Linked DNA regions of Homo sapiens: all the other regions are linked to region 1. Evidence: chromatin loops called from intact Hi-C (ENCODE). Cell type or tissue: psoas muscle. All regions are shown on one strand.

What was found. Hi-C counts contacts between places; a loop is a spot of excess contacts. Peaks named below come from ENCODE experiments on the same cell type or tissue, not always from the same donor. Only the 100,000 strongest peaks of a DNase experiment are listed, where the experiment ranks them.
Region 2: a loop joins it to region 1, with 8 times the contacts of the local background. A loop is called at or near these places in 8 of 110 quality-filtered maps.
Region 3: it touches region 1 in a loop (3-fold over the local background); 19 of 110 quality-filtered maps call a loop at or near these places.

What each region holds. Positions count from the first base shown.
Region 1 is chr2:197,774,965-197,779,964 of GRCh38, forward strand. It overlaps BOLL (boule RNA binding protein), which reads right to left. Exons shown (of 11, transcript NM_033030.6): 3 at 4,011-4,102; 4 at 2,095-2,149; 5 at 701-776. Among named protein-coding and RNA genes, the nearest start is that of BOLL, 7.9 kb to the right of the region's middle. In psoas muscle, a CTCF peak has its summit at 3,046; no DNase peak of the experiment used is centred here; H3K27ac peaks cover 1,052 bases.
Region 2 is chr2:197,009,862-197,014,861 of GRCh38, forward strand. ANKRD44 (ankyrin repeat domain 44) reads right to left here. Exons shown (of 28, transcript NM_001195144.2): 18 at 3,650-3,851. Among named protein-coding and RNA genes, the nearest start is that of PGAP1, 86 kb to the left of the region's middle. In psoas muscle, a CTCF peak has its summit at 2,373 (motif pointing right); no DNase peak of the experiment used is centred here.
Region 3 is chr2:197,422,383-197,427,382 of GRCh38, forward strand. SF3B1 (splicing factor 3b subunit 1) reads right to left here. Exons shown (of 25, transcript NM_012433.4): 2 at 1,426-1,592. Among named protein-coding and RNA genes, the nearest start is that of SF3B1, 10 kb to the right of the region's middle. In psoas muscle, no CTCF peak of the experiment used is centred here; no DNase peak of the experiment used is centred here; H3K27ac peaks cover 766 bases.

The DNA.
Region 1 (5,000 bases):
GTAGACACTAGGATGTGGCTAAGGGAAAATAAGTTAGTTATAAATTTTACATCACATTTCTCCTTCTAGCCAAAGACTGTTAGGAATTTTAATAAATATTAAAGGTAAAAAGTTAACTATAAAGATGCCTAACTTAATAAGTAGAAAGAGTGAGGAAAGATAGAATTGAAAGCATTAGAGAAATTTGAGGAAGGTAGATACATAATTTAGCCAATTCCTAAAGCTTTAGGGATTGTCCCCCTGAAAATTATGACACACCTGGCTGGGTTACAGTACACAGCATGCAGCGAGTTTCTGATATTAGTTCTATGTTTTCACTTTCAATATTTTTACTCTGATTAATTTTAAATTAGTTTCTAATTAAAATTTTTCTCATTAGTAAGTCTAAATTATTAAATTACTTCTAATTACTTTTGCTATATTAAATGATATTTTCATCACGAAAGATTTTTTTTCCTTTAATGATGTAACTACATGGAATATACTTAAGCATCTTTATGTATATAAATTTTTTCCCAGCCAAAAAAATTGAGATATATTATTTTGTGGCAAAAATATTCAGTTTTTCCACCAACTTTGCTAAAATAACTTTATTAGATGAAAGAAACATGATCTTTTAATAAAGTTCTATAAAAAGTCTTATATTTCAAAAAAGAACCATGCAAAAATATTTAAAAATACATTAGTTCTCAATACATACGAGGGATCCCTACTTGTTGTTTTCTTATTGCTGGACCAATGTTCAGCTTCTTATCCTTATAATTAAGTTTTTCAGCCTAAAATAAAGAAAAAAGAAATTATTTTATTATTTTAGCACTATTATTTATAAAATCAATAAGGAAAAACTAGTTAGAAAGAATTTCAAAAATTCAGACTATAATATTCTTTCAAAGCAGCAAGGAATAGTGGGAAAGAGCCGTCTTCAGACTGAAATAGATCTGGGTCTGACCGCAATTCCCCATTTTCTCCATTTGTAATACAGTCAATCCTCATTACTCATGGATTCTGTATTTGTGAATTTGCCTACTTGCTAAAATTTACTTGTAATCCTAAAATTAATATTTGTGGCAATTTTGAGGTTATTAGTGGACACGTGAAGAGCGGCGGAAAATTTGAGTAGCCTGATGCGCATGCTCCCAGTTGAGGTCAAATAAGGCGATATTCTTTCTTCTTGTTCCAGTGCTCATACTCTAAGAGAGAGCTTTCTATTTAGTGCCATGTTTTCTCCATTTTTGTGCTTTTTGTTGGTGATTTGGCTATTTAAAATGGCCCCCATGTGTATTGTTGAAGTGCTGGCTAGCACAAGAAGACTGTCATAGGCATTATGGAGAATATATATATTAGATGTGCTTAATTCAAGCATGAATTATAGTGCTATTGGCCATGGCTTCAATGTTAATGAACCAGTAATCTGTTATATATGATGCCTTTAAATGGAAAACCATATAAAACAAGGTTATATATTGATAGGTTGATGGCAATATTGTGACCAGAGGTTCTTGGGAACATTACCTTGTACTTCCCCTAGAAAGAGGAGTTCAGCATTTGCTAATTCAGTGTTCCTAGCAATGTTAGAGAACATAACTGCCACAAATAACAAGAATTGACTGTATTTGATTTTAATAACATACAATTCAAATTCTACTTTTTTTCTAAAAAAGTTAAATGTTATATTTGCCTTAACTTAAAGTTATTACACTGAATTGCTGGCTATAGGCTTTTTTTCTGTGAATATTCTTAGTTTATATAATGTTTTTCACAGGAGGGAAATCATCTCAGATAACCTCACTGTTGGAATCCACATTTGTAGTGTTTTTTAAACATTCAAAATGCTATTAACACTTCGCAAAAGATATATCCCCAAGTTCTTAATTTAAGTAAATAAAGCGAAACATTATATTACAGTTTCACAACCATACTTGTAGTGATTTTGGAATTTGCTCTTCTGCAGATTAAGTTTCCTAGAGACCAATGCCAATCTTAAGATGCAAACCTTTTTTAAAAAGCAGTTGATTATTGTATTTGAACCCCGAAAAGATTAGTTTCAAATACAAAATTTCCAGAAATGAAGTTAAATACACCAAAAGATCATACCTCTTGTAAAATTTTTTGTGCATCTTCTTGTGTTTCAAAAGTGACGAAACCATACCTAAATAAATGCATTAATTATTACTAATTAATCATTTTCTTAGAATGTTATATTAATTATATTAAAATGTTTAAAAATTTTGTTTTTAAATCATCGGCCACTGTAGGAGTAGGCATGTTTCTATGCTGCACTAGCATGGGAATCTTAGAAGAATCATTCACAGCCTAACACTGTCACTTTTAGTCAGGAACTAAAAGAAAAAAAACCCCTGAGATCTTGAAACAGCTTCAGCTCTCAGCTGTATGCAGGAAAGAAAAGCACAAGAGATTCATGCTGTTGCTTAAAAATTGGGGATGCAATAAATTTCAATCCAGAGCAATAATCTCCTTTTAAACTAATAGAAGTTTGGCTAAGAGAAATCAAAGTAGAAAAATAACTAAAAAATTTAAAATTTCAACACAATAAAATTTCTTATATTGGTGAATGACAATGTAAATGTATTATTTAATTATTATTATTAGCACATATAACTGATAATGTAATTATTAGTATATTCCCAAACAATATCAATTAAAAATATGTACAACCCAGATTTCACATCTGTTTTTCATACATAATTAACTTCAAGCACAATTCATATAATGTTGAAGATACAAATACACATAAATGATGTGCTCCATGTCCAAAAAGCCACAATAGGTAGAGAAAAAAGTAACAAAAGAAAGAAAAAATGTATCTCTCAAAACATAATTGCTATTTAGATAACTTAAGTAAACTCTTCTGAGTAATGCTAAATATCTTCACTATTTTCTTCAATTCATAATTACTGGATCATATACAAAGTTTCTTCTTTTAAACAAAGGAATTTCTCTTTATCTATTTGCCCAAACATTAAAAAGTTAAGGAATTAGTTTTACGCTATTTTTTTGGTAGAACACACACGCCACCCAGTGGAAAAGGCATAAAATACAGTTTACATTTACATTTCCATGTATGTTTTCCAATGATTAAAAAATGGTATTACCAAAACATAGCAAATTCTGTTAGTCAAACAAAAGAGGTAAATCTCACTTCACCTTAATATTGTTTGGCATTCTGAGGAAGTATCTCATCTGTTTATAAATAACCTTTCTGTAGAATCCCATCTCTTCCAGCATATCCATCTGTCGAATGTTGTTTCTCACCAATACCACCTCAATGGGTCCCTTTTCTTATGCCTATAAATATGTATGTCTCGTCTCTCTTTCAAGAAAGTAAATACAATACTTTACTGCCTTATCTATTTTCTTTTAACTTTGCAGTCCAACTCCTTAAGTGAGTGTACTATGTAAACTATCTTTTTCCTTTCTGAAATTTGGCTTTGTACACATAGCATTCCACTGAAACAGCTCTATACACATTTAAAGACACAGTCTATTACTTTCTTCTCAATTTTCATTATCATTGATATAGCAATTAAAAATCATTCTCACTAGAATTATATTTCTCATACTGGTCCCCTAATTAGGTCTCTGAGGCACAACCTACAGACATTTCTTGGTGTCAGCTGTTTTCAAATAAAGCTCTCTATGGCCTAAAGCAGGGATACAATTCCAAAAGAATCTGATTCCTTTTGCTTCTCATTCCTCAGCTAATGTACATCTGCTACTTACATTAAGTGCTTGCTGCCTACCACTGAATGGTCCCTCCACCCATGCAAGAATAACTTCTCAACAAATTAAGAAATATTACAGTGTCTCCTCCCTCCAAAATACACACACACACACACACACACACACAAGGAAATCAAAAGGTAGGAGGAAAGAAGAGGGCATGATGGTCTCTGCTGGAAAATGGAACCAAAGTAAACTGGCGTACAAAACCTAGTCATCCAATGAAAATAGAGTTGCTAATTCCATAGACAATCTATAGTGATACTAACCCTTTGGATACTCCAGCTCTGTCATTTACAATCTTCACTTCTTTCACAGACCCATACTGGGAAAAAAATTTTCTTAAATCACTTTCGTTTGTCTAATGGCATAAAAAGAAAACGTTAAAAAGCATTTTTAGTTGATAAAAGATGAATAATTCTCATGCTTGCTCTGGAGACAGAAAAAGTTATAGATAAGATGCATGAAAAATGCCTCTCATCATCAAAACAGTGCATAAACCACTAGGTGATTAAAATCAAGGTAAATATCTTGCTTTATGCAATAGCTATGTTGTTAAATTACCATATGCCAATAAAAATGTAAGCTGAATTATTTTAAAACTACAAAACTCACTATTTAAAGAAATCTTTAAATGATTCTTGTTCTCTAGCTGGCCAGTTTTTAAAAAGCCAATTTGGATTAGGAATGCTATTTCCATAGTAAGGGTACAATACTATTTTGGCTCTTGTGGCTCAGAGACAGTCATGGCAGTGGAACTAGGTTGTGTTGGCCTACACCAGTCATTCTATTTTAATCAGTAGTCTCAGGAACTCCTTTCCTAAGTCAGTTTTAGGAAAGGAATGTATTTCCAAAAGTGCTTGAACTCAACTGTGAGAACAATGGAGTGACTATAAGATTTAAAGTTATTAGATTCCTTATCTGTACTCAATATACATTTCAGCTAAATTCAGACATTGTTTTGATAATAAAATAAAAATTGGAATCATAATTAGATTTAAAGCATACAAGGTGTCTACAAAGATGGTTTTGGCATGTCTGTTTTTTTAATTGAAATAGTCTGATAATAGACTCATATCACCTTTTCTCAGAATACTGACACTAAATTCATTGCAATTTCATTTCCTGGTTTAGCTGTAACTGTTTGTCTACAAGAGTAACTTTTCTCTAGAAAAAAATTTCTTTATATACACTGCAAAAAGACATGCCTTAGTGCAGAGCTATGCCTTTTGAGTTCAACTGCCACCTCACTACTTACA
Region 2 (5,000 bases), 770 kb before region 1:
TTGGGGTCCTTTCTTATCTCCTGTCATGGGACTAATAATCTCTCCCCACTAGTCAGCTCCCCTTTTTGTTCCTCTGAGTCACCCAATTCCATATAATCATACTGTATCTACCCTGCCTCCAACCCCTTTAAAAAGAAGGAAGAAGGGAGAGAAGGGAGTGGAAGTGTGAGGGGAGCAGGAGCAGGATGGAGGAGGAGGAGGAAGGCGAGGAAGGAAGGAGAGAAGTGGAGGGGAGAGGGGAGACGGTCAGAAGGGAAGGGAGTAGGGACCTGGGGCCGCCTCTTCTCCCAGGTCGTTTTACATTCTGAGGTAGATATTCAGAAGAGGTATTCCTGCAATAGCTCTGACTGATGGGTGGTGGCAGAAAACAAAACCTCACGCCGGCTGGGTGTGCACGCTCCATCCGCTCACTGTTGAGTGACGGTCCCTCAGCCCCACGGTCACCGAGCCACAGGCGGCGCTTTCTCTGACTTCCCAGGCATCCTCGTGCCTGGCCGAGGTGTGACTGGGCTCCCTGGGAGCCCTTTCCTAGGCCAGACTGGGCCTCCCCCTGCCCCTCCTCGCCCAGCGGACCGAGTGGGGGCCAATGTGGGCAGGAAATGCGGCCCCCATGCGGGGCAGGCCTGGACCGGCTGGGGCGGGAGCACTGGATGCACTCCTGTGCACACCAATTCCAGGCAGCTTTAGAAGGCTGTAGTGGTCCCACAGGGGCTGGGAAGCAAACCTGTGATGATAACCTCAGGGTAAGCTGCTTTCTGCCAGGCTATTGAACGCAAACCAAAGCCTTATGATAGGCATGACTTCCCACTCAGGGAGTAAGATGAGAGCAACCGTGGTTAAAATTCCAAATGTGACCTTCTCTCCTCTCTAACAATGAGAAGGCCACAAAGTACATTGTATTTGCCACATTATGGATGTGGAGAGAGAAGGGAATAGACGCCGCTATGTGAGGTTGATAAAGGCTCTCCTAAGAGCTGCATTTTACAGACCTTTTATTTGCTTGCCAGCCACGAGAGAATGCTAATTTAACAATGACACATTTTTTCAGGGACAATACATACATACTGGAATTAGCTTGCATTCATCAACAGCACTCAAATGAACTACAGGAATAATGTGCACATTTTGTAGACCATTGCATTCAGCTAATTCTCAGCAACATTCCATTTATGTATCTCGGGAGGAAATTCTGTGGATTGGAGTACAGGTAATATGTCGTTGCTGCTGCTGTTATGTTTTTTGTTCTTACAATTACACTAAATCTGCTACCATTGGTGAAGTAGGCAAGAAGTTTAATGTATGGCTAAAAGGAAATGACTGGCAAAGGACTGACAGCTGAATACTGCAGATGGCAGGTTCATGAACATGGAAAAACAGCATATTTTGACTGGTTCCTCTTTCTGTAGCAACTTAATACTCTAAATAGTCATAATCATAATAGTTCAAGTGACATTTGATATTTGGCTAAACATAAGAAGAAAAAAATTATCTAACTTCATATAACTCACCCAATGTGTTAGATAGCAAAACAGTTTCTACAGTTGTGCTTTTGTTTTGTTTTGTTTTGTTTTTTGGTACAGTAGCTTTTTGAACTTAGCTAATAGCCCTCAGGTATTTTTTTTTTTTTTTGAGGTAGAGTCTAGCTCTGTTGCCCAGGCTGGAGTGCAGTGGCGTGAACTCGGCTCACTGCAACCTCTGCCTCCTGGGTTCAAGCGATTCTCCTGCTTCAGCCTCCCGAGTAGCTGGGACTACAGATGCACACTACCATGCCCAGCTAAGTTTTGTATTTTTAGAAGAGATGGGGTTTCACCTTGTTGGCCAGGCTGGTCTCGAACTCCTGACCTCAGGTGATCTGCCCTCCTCGGCCTTCCAAAGTGCTGGGATTACAGGCATGAACCACTGCGCCCAGCCCCTCAGGTAAATCTAAGTTCCCCTGAAGTTGGTAGCCAAACTTAAATTCTCTTTGGCTTCCTACACACTACATTTCTTTTTCCCCAAATTGCCTTCTAGCAAAAAGATGCTAACATCTTTAGCTCTGCTGCCAAGTTCAGCTTTGTCTCAGACCAGCTCAGCCTCTTCCTATGAGTGACAACCATTTTTCACACGACTCAAAGACTACAAACTGTCACTCCAACTATCTGTGCCAAAACCTCTCATACTCGTCCTGGCTCTTGCTCCTCATAGTGCTCTGAGGATTTGAAACTCAAAATATTGGCCTCTCAAAAAAGTTGAAAAAGATTTTGGGTAAGCAGATCCTCAAAGCACACGCTAAAGCTTCTGCACAGTAGACATTTTGTGAACAGTCCAGTGACAGTGTCTTTTTAGTGAATGACAGGAGGAAAATCCAAGCTGACTGAGTCTTCTTGACCACTAGGGGGCTTCACTGGACCACAACCCATATCACACTGGCAAATGAGTGAAAATGATTGTTCTTCATTGTTTACCTGTTTATAAGGGCGATTTTCCACAATCAAAGTAGGCCCTTTGTAATTGTCAGGAATTATATAATAACAAAAATAGGATGCTTCTCTTAAAAATAGCAACTAATCTTTTAAAAAGGAGGACAAAATTTGAATTTTATAATAATAACAAGAATGGCTGGGGAGAAAAAAGACTAAATGTGATGAGAAATGAGAATTTATAATTCAACCACACCAACTATTACTAACCTTATGGCTAACGTTTTTTTTTTTTCCAGCAACAATCATTTCCAAGTAAGTAGGCAACAATTAGGTTTTTTCAACCTCTGTATTGTTTTTCTTCAGTGGCTTGGAAATTCAGGGACATAGATGGAAATAGTTTTTTACAAGGTCTATCATTCTGGGAAAATTTTCCCAAGTAACAAGAATCATAAAGTCTTTTGAAAAAGTATCTTCACTTATTTGCTTCCTCAATACACCCATTTCACCAAGTAAGACAGTTATTTATCGTTACAAAATGTTATCTACTACCCTAATCAAAGGCTGATATCACTGGATTTCCTGAGCCAAAGATATCTATGCCTTAGCTGAGCTAGAGACTCTTCCATATTACCCTTATGTCTGTGTATATATCTAGAAGTGTCTTGACACAGGTTTTCATGGGCATGGAAGAAAAATCCCAGAAAAGGCAAATGACTTTCTTTTTGATATATACATGTACTTTTAAAGCGTCTTGATTTTTACATCGATGTGTAAAAAAGCTAAGAAACATCATTTAGGCTGGCAGAATGATGTACTGATTGCTGCCTTATGATTCCTTATGCGAAATAGCCCTGAATACATTAATATGAATATGAAATAGCCATAAAACCTGCTATTGGTTTTATGCTTTCAAATACTGTTTGATTTTGATGTATTTTGTTCTATGTAACTTGTTCTGAAGATTGCATTACACCTTGCCCTTTGTTCAGAATGTTTTGTGGTAGCTTTTAGCCAAAAGTTCTGAACTCTCTTTTGAGTTAACAAGGCCAGAGCACCTGGCCAGAGAACACCAATCACCTCCAAGAGGATAGCAGGCCAAAAGCATTTTGGAAGTGTGGAAGTGCATCTGATGTGGAAAGAAAATTGATATTTAAAAAACTGGGATGAAAGAAGATGCTGCTTTCCTTCTATTAAAACTTACGAACAAGCCACAAAACTAGGGTAATCAGGCCCTTGACAAGACCTACCTGAGGCATGAAGTGGGGTTCTTTTGGTTACATTGTCTTTCACAAAGATGGATGCGCCCTGATTGATAAGCGCTTCCACACATTCTGTGTGTCCTTTAAAGGCAGCCAGATCCAGAGCAGTGCGGCCTTTCTCATCCCTGATGTCCAGGTCCACCAACGACTGCAGAAGGACTTCCAAGGCTTGATGGTGCCCATTGTAGGCCTGCAAAGAAGAAACCAATGGCTCCCATGCTTGCTCGCTCACCTCAAATCCCGCCACAGTCCACAGGAGGGGCTGGGCTTCCTGGGCCATGGATAGAGACCACTCCCAAGAGCACGTCAGAAAAACACTTGGAATATTTATTAAAACTCAGGCAAGCTGGAGAGTTAGACTGAAACACTACAATGCACAAACCTCACAGTTCCATATGAGTTTCGTGTTCTTTCTCTTTTGTCACATAATTTGCTCCAAAGACACTGAATGTATTAATGTATTCTTATATTTATATCTACTGATCTAATCATCTAATATAAACTAACAGCTGAATGAATTACCATATTCTTTTATCTGTCAGTTCAGTCCTAAACATATTGGCATAATCAGAATTTTTTTCCAGGAGTCTTTTCTGATAACAAACCTGGGGGAAAAATTACTAAAAACATTGTGGACTTTGAGATACAACAGAGGCATGTAGATGTTCTGTTATAGGCCAATTCTATACTAATTTCTAACTGTGTGACCTTAGGTGAGTTTCTTAATTTCACTTAGAGTTTGTTTCTTCATGTATAAGATGAGAGCAATCAAAGCTGCCTCCTAGGGTTGCTGTGAAGATGAAATTGCATAGGCTTTGCAAAATATCTTGCATGTAGCTAGTGCCTCTTTTCTCCTTTATTTCTTCCCCTGATTACAATGAAAAACATTTCATTATAGAAACAATTATGGAAATACACTCCATGTAGCAGCACTAAGTTCAGACCTTTTATGAGGTCCTAAGCTATGTTAAGATTAAGAGGCTTGTCAGACACGGTGGCTCACACCTATAATCCCAGCACTTTGGGAGGCCGAGACGGGTGGATCACTTGAGGTCAGGCATTCGAGACCAGTCTGGCCAAAATAGTGAAACCTCGTCCCTACTAAAAATACAAAAATTAGCAGGCATGGTGGCGGTGCCTGTAATCCCAGCTACTCGGGAGGCTGAGGCAGGAGAATTGCTTGAACCCAAGGCGGAGGTTGCAGTGAGCTATTATCACGACTCTGCACTCCAGCTTGAGTGACAGAGCAAGACTCTGTCTCCAAAAAAAAAAACAACAAAAAATGATGCTTTGTACCATCAAAAAACAAAACTAAAAGTCTGAAAGATAATTTTTATTG
Region 3 (5,000 bases), 350 kb before region 1:
ACATCACACACCGGGGCTTGTCATGGGGTGGGGGTAGGGGGGAGGGATAGCATTGGGAGATATACCTAACGTAAATGACAAGTTAATGGGTGCAGCACACCAGTATGGCACATGTATACATACGTAACCTGCACATTGTGCACATGGACCCTAGAATTTAAAGTATAATAATAATAAAAAAAGAAATATACATCACCTATCCAAAAATTAAAAAAAAATAAAAAATAACCAGGCGCGGTGGCTCACGCCTGTAATCCCAGCACTCTGGGAGGCTGAGGCAGGTGGATCACGAGCTCAGGAGATCGAGACCATCCTGGCTAACACGGTGAAACCCCGTCTCTACTAAAAATACAAAAAATTAGCCGGACTTGGTGGCAGGCATCTGTAGTCCCAGCTACTCGGGAGGCTGAGGCAGGAGAATGCTATGAACCCTGGAGGCGGAGCATGCAGTAAGCCAAGATTGCACCACTGCATTCCAGCCTGGGCAACAGAGTGAGACGAAAAAAAAAAACCAGTTTGATAATCTATATACATAAAATAAAATTTATCTGTAACTGAATCACCAAATTTGGAGTTTGGAATGGTCTGATAAAATATAAGCTACCTGGAATACATAAAAAATGCTTTGAGGGAACAGATTTCAAAATGAAAGGCAGTCCTCCTCCATAGGAATTCAAACAGACATGAAAAGCTCATCAATATCAGTACTAAGAAAAATTCCAGGCTGGGCGCAGTGGCTCAAGCCTGTAATCGCAGCACTTTGGGAGGCCAAGGCAGGTGGATCACCTGAAGGCATGAGTTCCAGACCAGCCTGGCCAACATGGCAAAACCCCATCTCTACTAAAAATACAAAAATTAGCCAGGCATGGTAGCAGGCGCCTGTAATCCCAGCTATTTGGGAGGCTGAGGCAGGAGAATCACTTGAAACCGGGAGGCGGAGGTTGCAGTCCACTGCACTCAAGCCTGGATGACAGGTGAGACTGTCTCAAAAAAAAAAAAAAAAAGATAAGAAAAGAAAATCCATTCACATTAAGATACCAAGAGGAGAAAAACAGTATCAAGTACAAGTCAGTAATCAAATCACAAGGACAGATGGCTATTTACAATTAAGTCACTTCTCACACAGGCTACTCTAGATAGAGCTGATAAGTAATGGTAGGGATTTACTTTACTCTTAACTTTATAAAGGTAATGGCTGGCAGGTGCTTCACTGGATAAACAAACTAGTCTTTACCATAAATTCTCAGAACAAAGCATTTCCAGTGAAGTTTCTGAACCTTAGAGAGGATACCTCCAGTAGTTTTATCCTCTAAAAGATCCCAAAAATGTTTCTCCAGATTAAACCAGATGGCTGCAACAAAAGTTATTCATATTTCTTGCTCTCTCAAAAAAATAACTGCCTCTTGTACATAATTTGTAACTTACATCTTCAAGTTCAGTTGCAGCAATTGATGTCACGTATCCAGCAAATCTGCTGTCACTTCCACCATAAATTTCCTGGTCATAATAACCTGTAGAATCGAGGCCCACTCCTTGAGCTTCATCAAGAGCTGCCTTCTTGCCTTGAATTTCTCGAATCTGTGCTTCAATATCTATAAAAAGATAACACAGACTTTCTTAATTTCACTTTCCAAAAGAACTCCCAACACAATGCATTTCTTTACTAGGTAATTATCAAAATACTCTCTTAAATACAGAAAATGTACAATAATTGCACCATATAAGAGACTAGTAATCACAACAGCGTAAGCAAGCTCTAGAAATTAAACCATGATAGGCTGGGCATGTGGCTCACGCCTACAATCCCAACACTTTGGGAGGATGAGGTGGGCAGATCTGGGTGCTGTGGCTCACGCCTATAATCCCAACACTTTGGGAGGAGGAGGTGGGCGATCACTTGAGGTCAGGAGTTCGAGACCAACCTGGCCAACATATAGCGAAACCCCGTCTCTACTAAAAAATACAAAAAGTAGCTGGGCGTGGGGGCATGCACCTGTAGTCCCAGGTATTTGGGAAGTTGAGGCAGGAGAATCACTTTAACCCGGGAGGCGGAGGTTGCAGATCACACCACTGCACTCCAACCTGGGTGACAGAGCAAGACTCTATCTCTCAAAAAAAAAAAAAAAAACCGTGACAAAATATCATCTAACAAACATATAACCTAGCTTAAAATGTCCCCAGTTGCCCTAGTAACAGCTTCTATAGATTCTTTTTTAACCCATGATCCAATCAAGCACCATACACTGCATTTAGTTGTCACTCTTTGCTCTTCTTTAAATACAGACTAGTCTTCCATTTTGTAGTCTTTCCTGACACCAGGTTAATTTTGCAAAGTAATGTTTTGTTTTAATAATCTAAATAATACATAGATGTATAAAGAAATAGTTTCGATTGCAAAAGATTTCCATGGCCTGACAAATAGCTGTTTAAATTCTTGCCAGCCCATGCTGAATTAAGCCCTTTGACACCAGGCACTTTTAAAAAGCTTACTTGCTGGCCGGGCGCGGTGGTCCACGCCTATAATCCCAGCACTTTGGGAGGCCAAGGCGGGCGGATCACCTGAAGTCAGGCATTCGAGACCAGCCTAGCCAAGATGGTGAAACCTCCTCTCCAGTAAAAATACAAAGTTAGCCAGGTGTAATGGCGCACGCCTCTAGTCCCAGCTACTCAGGAGGCTGAGGCAGAACTGCTTGAACCCGGGAGGCCAAGGCTGCAGTGAGCCGAGATCACGTGCCACTGCACTTTAGCCTGGGCAAAGAGCAAAACTCATCTCAAATAAATAAATAAATGAATAAAAATTAGGCCGGGCGCAGTGGCTCACACCTGCAATCCCAGCACTTCGGGAGGCCGAGGTGGGCAGATCACCTGAGGTCAGGAGTTCAAGACCAGCCTGGCCAATGTGCTAAAACCCCGTCTCTACTAAAAATACAAAAATTAGCCGGGCATGGTGGCAGGCGCCTGTAATCCCAGCTACTCGGGAGGCTGAGGCAGGAGAATCACATGAACCCGGAAGGTGGAGGTTGCAGTAAGTCGAGATCACGCCATTGCACTCCAGCCTGGGCGACAAGAGCGAAACTCCGTCTCAAAAAATAAATAGATAAATAAATCAAATAAAAAATAAAAAAGCTCAATTGCTAGCTGCATGAATCAAAAGATAAAGATTCAAATAGCATCCTGTATTTGCAAAACCTCCCACCCCCCCAGCTAAGGGAGAAAGCCCTCTATAGTTCCTCAAGATAGATGTGCAGGATAACAAAATGTCCTTATCTAGTCTAAGGCACGGCTGGGTCACATTTCCACATAAGAAAGGAACAGGAGCACGTCTCACAAACTGGAGGCAGACGCGGTAGCTCACGCATGTCATCCAAACACTTTGGAAGGCTGAGGTGGGCGGATCACTTGAGCCCAGGAGTTCAAAACCAGCCTGGGCGACATGGCAAAACCCTATCTCTACAAAAAATACTAAAATTAGCCAGGTATGGTGGCAAACCTATAGTCCCCTGCCACTTAGGGGGCTCAGGTGGGAGGACTGTTTGAGCCCAGGAGGTCAAGGCTGCAGTAAGCCACGATTGCTGCCACTGCACTCCAGCCTGGATGAGAGAGAGACTGTCTCAGAAACAAACAGAAAGAAAGAAACTCAAAATGATAGAATAGTTTTAATGCTGAGTTTAGCAGCCCCAGTTGTGATCGGATCTCAAAATTATTATAGTGTGTTGTGTTACACAGCACCACTACATGCACAGATGTTACTTTGTCCCCAAACCATTATAGCAGCCCAGGCAGCCAGAAATATCCTCACATGAGCAGGGTGGTTCTTTTTACTATGATCTCTACTTTTGTTTCTGTTTGTAGTTTCATATTTTGAAAAATTTAATCTACATTTGCCCCACTCCCACCCCCTTCGGGCATCTTCTTTTCTTTTCTTTTTTTGAGGCGGAGTTTTGCTCTTGTTGCCCAGGCTGGAGTGCAGTGGCTGGATCTCGGCTCACTGCAACCTCCGCCTCCCAGGTTCAAGCCATTCTCCTGCCTCAGCCTCCCAAATAGTTGGGATTATAGATGCCCACCACCACGCCCAGCTTCAGGCTTTTTTTTTAAACCACAGGTGCATTTATCACTTTTACCTAAATAGGTTTTTGTAAAAGGACCACAAATGCTACTTCCATGAGGATTTAGGTAAGAAACAAATGGATGAATCAGGAGAAATAGTCTGCAATCTCCTCTACAGCATTAGTCTAGTATAAGGACCACCTACAAAGAAATGACCTGGTGCACCTGTTACAAAGGTAGAACCTTAGGTCTTGGATACACTAACTCTGAAACTCCAACTCAGGCTGTGAAGCCCAGGATTCTGCATCATTAACAAACACCCTAGGAAACTATTTTACCTGGCCCTTCACCCCTCCCATTTCCAACCCCAGCCCACCCCTACCAAATTTTCCAATTTAGAGCATCATTTTATACTTTTCTCTACCTCATACACAACTAAAAAACAGGAAAGGGGTGCTGTTTTATAAAAACTGCACACTACACATATTGTGCAACTTGCTTTTTCCCCCTTATCAGGCATCTCTCTTATTTTCCATCTAAACAACTTTTCCATCCTGAAGTTTCAGCAACTAGTTTCTCATTTGGATAACACTTATTCTGGAACTAATTTCAGCTACTGAATTTTAACTATTGATTTTATGTACCTGCTGATTAGCATCAGAGTTTTCCAATTACAAAGGTTCATAAAGTACTGAAATAGTGTTGGTATGAAATCTATGTAAATCATGACTAGGTTCTTATTAAAATTTAGTAACAAAATTACCCAGCCCAAAATCTCCTGGGGCTAGGCAGCTGTTTGTAGTTAATTAATCCTAAGGTGAGTATATTACTGAACTTCTTATAGGCAGTACAATTAAATGTTTATATGCAAATCAGGCATTGTTTTCTGTCTGCTGGAAACTATAGATATAAAGTCCAAACAGCTTAATGGGCTTTGTTAACACACTGCAAAC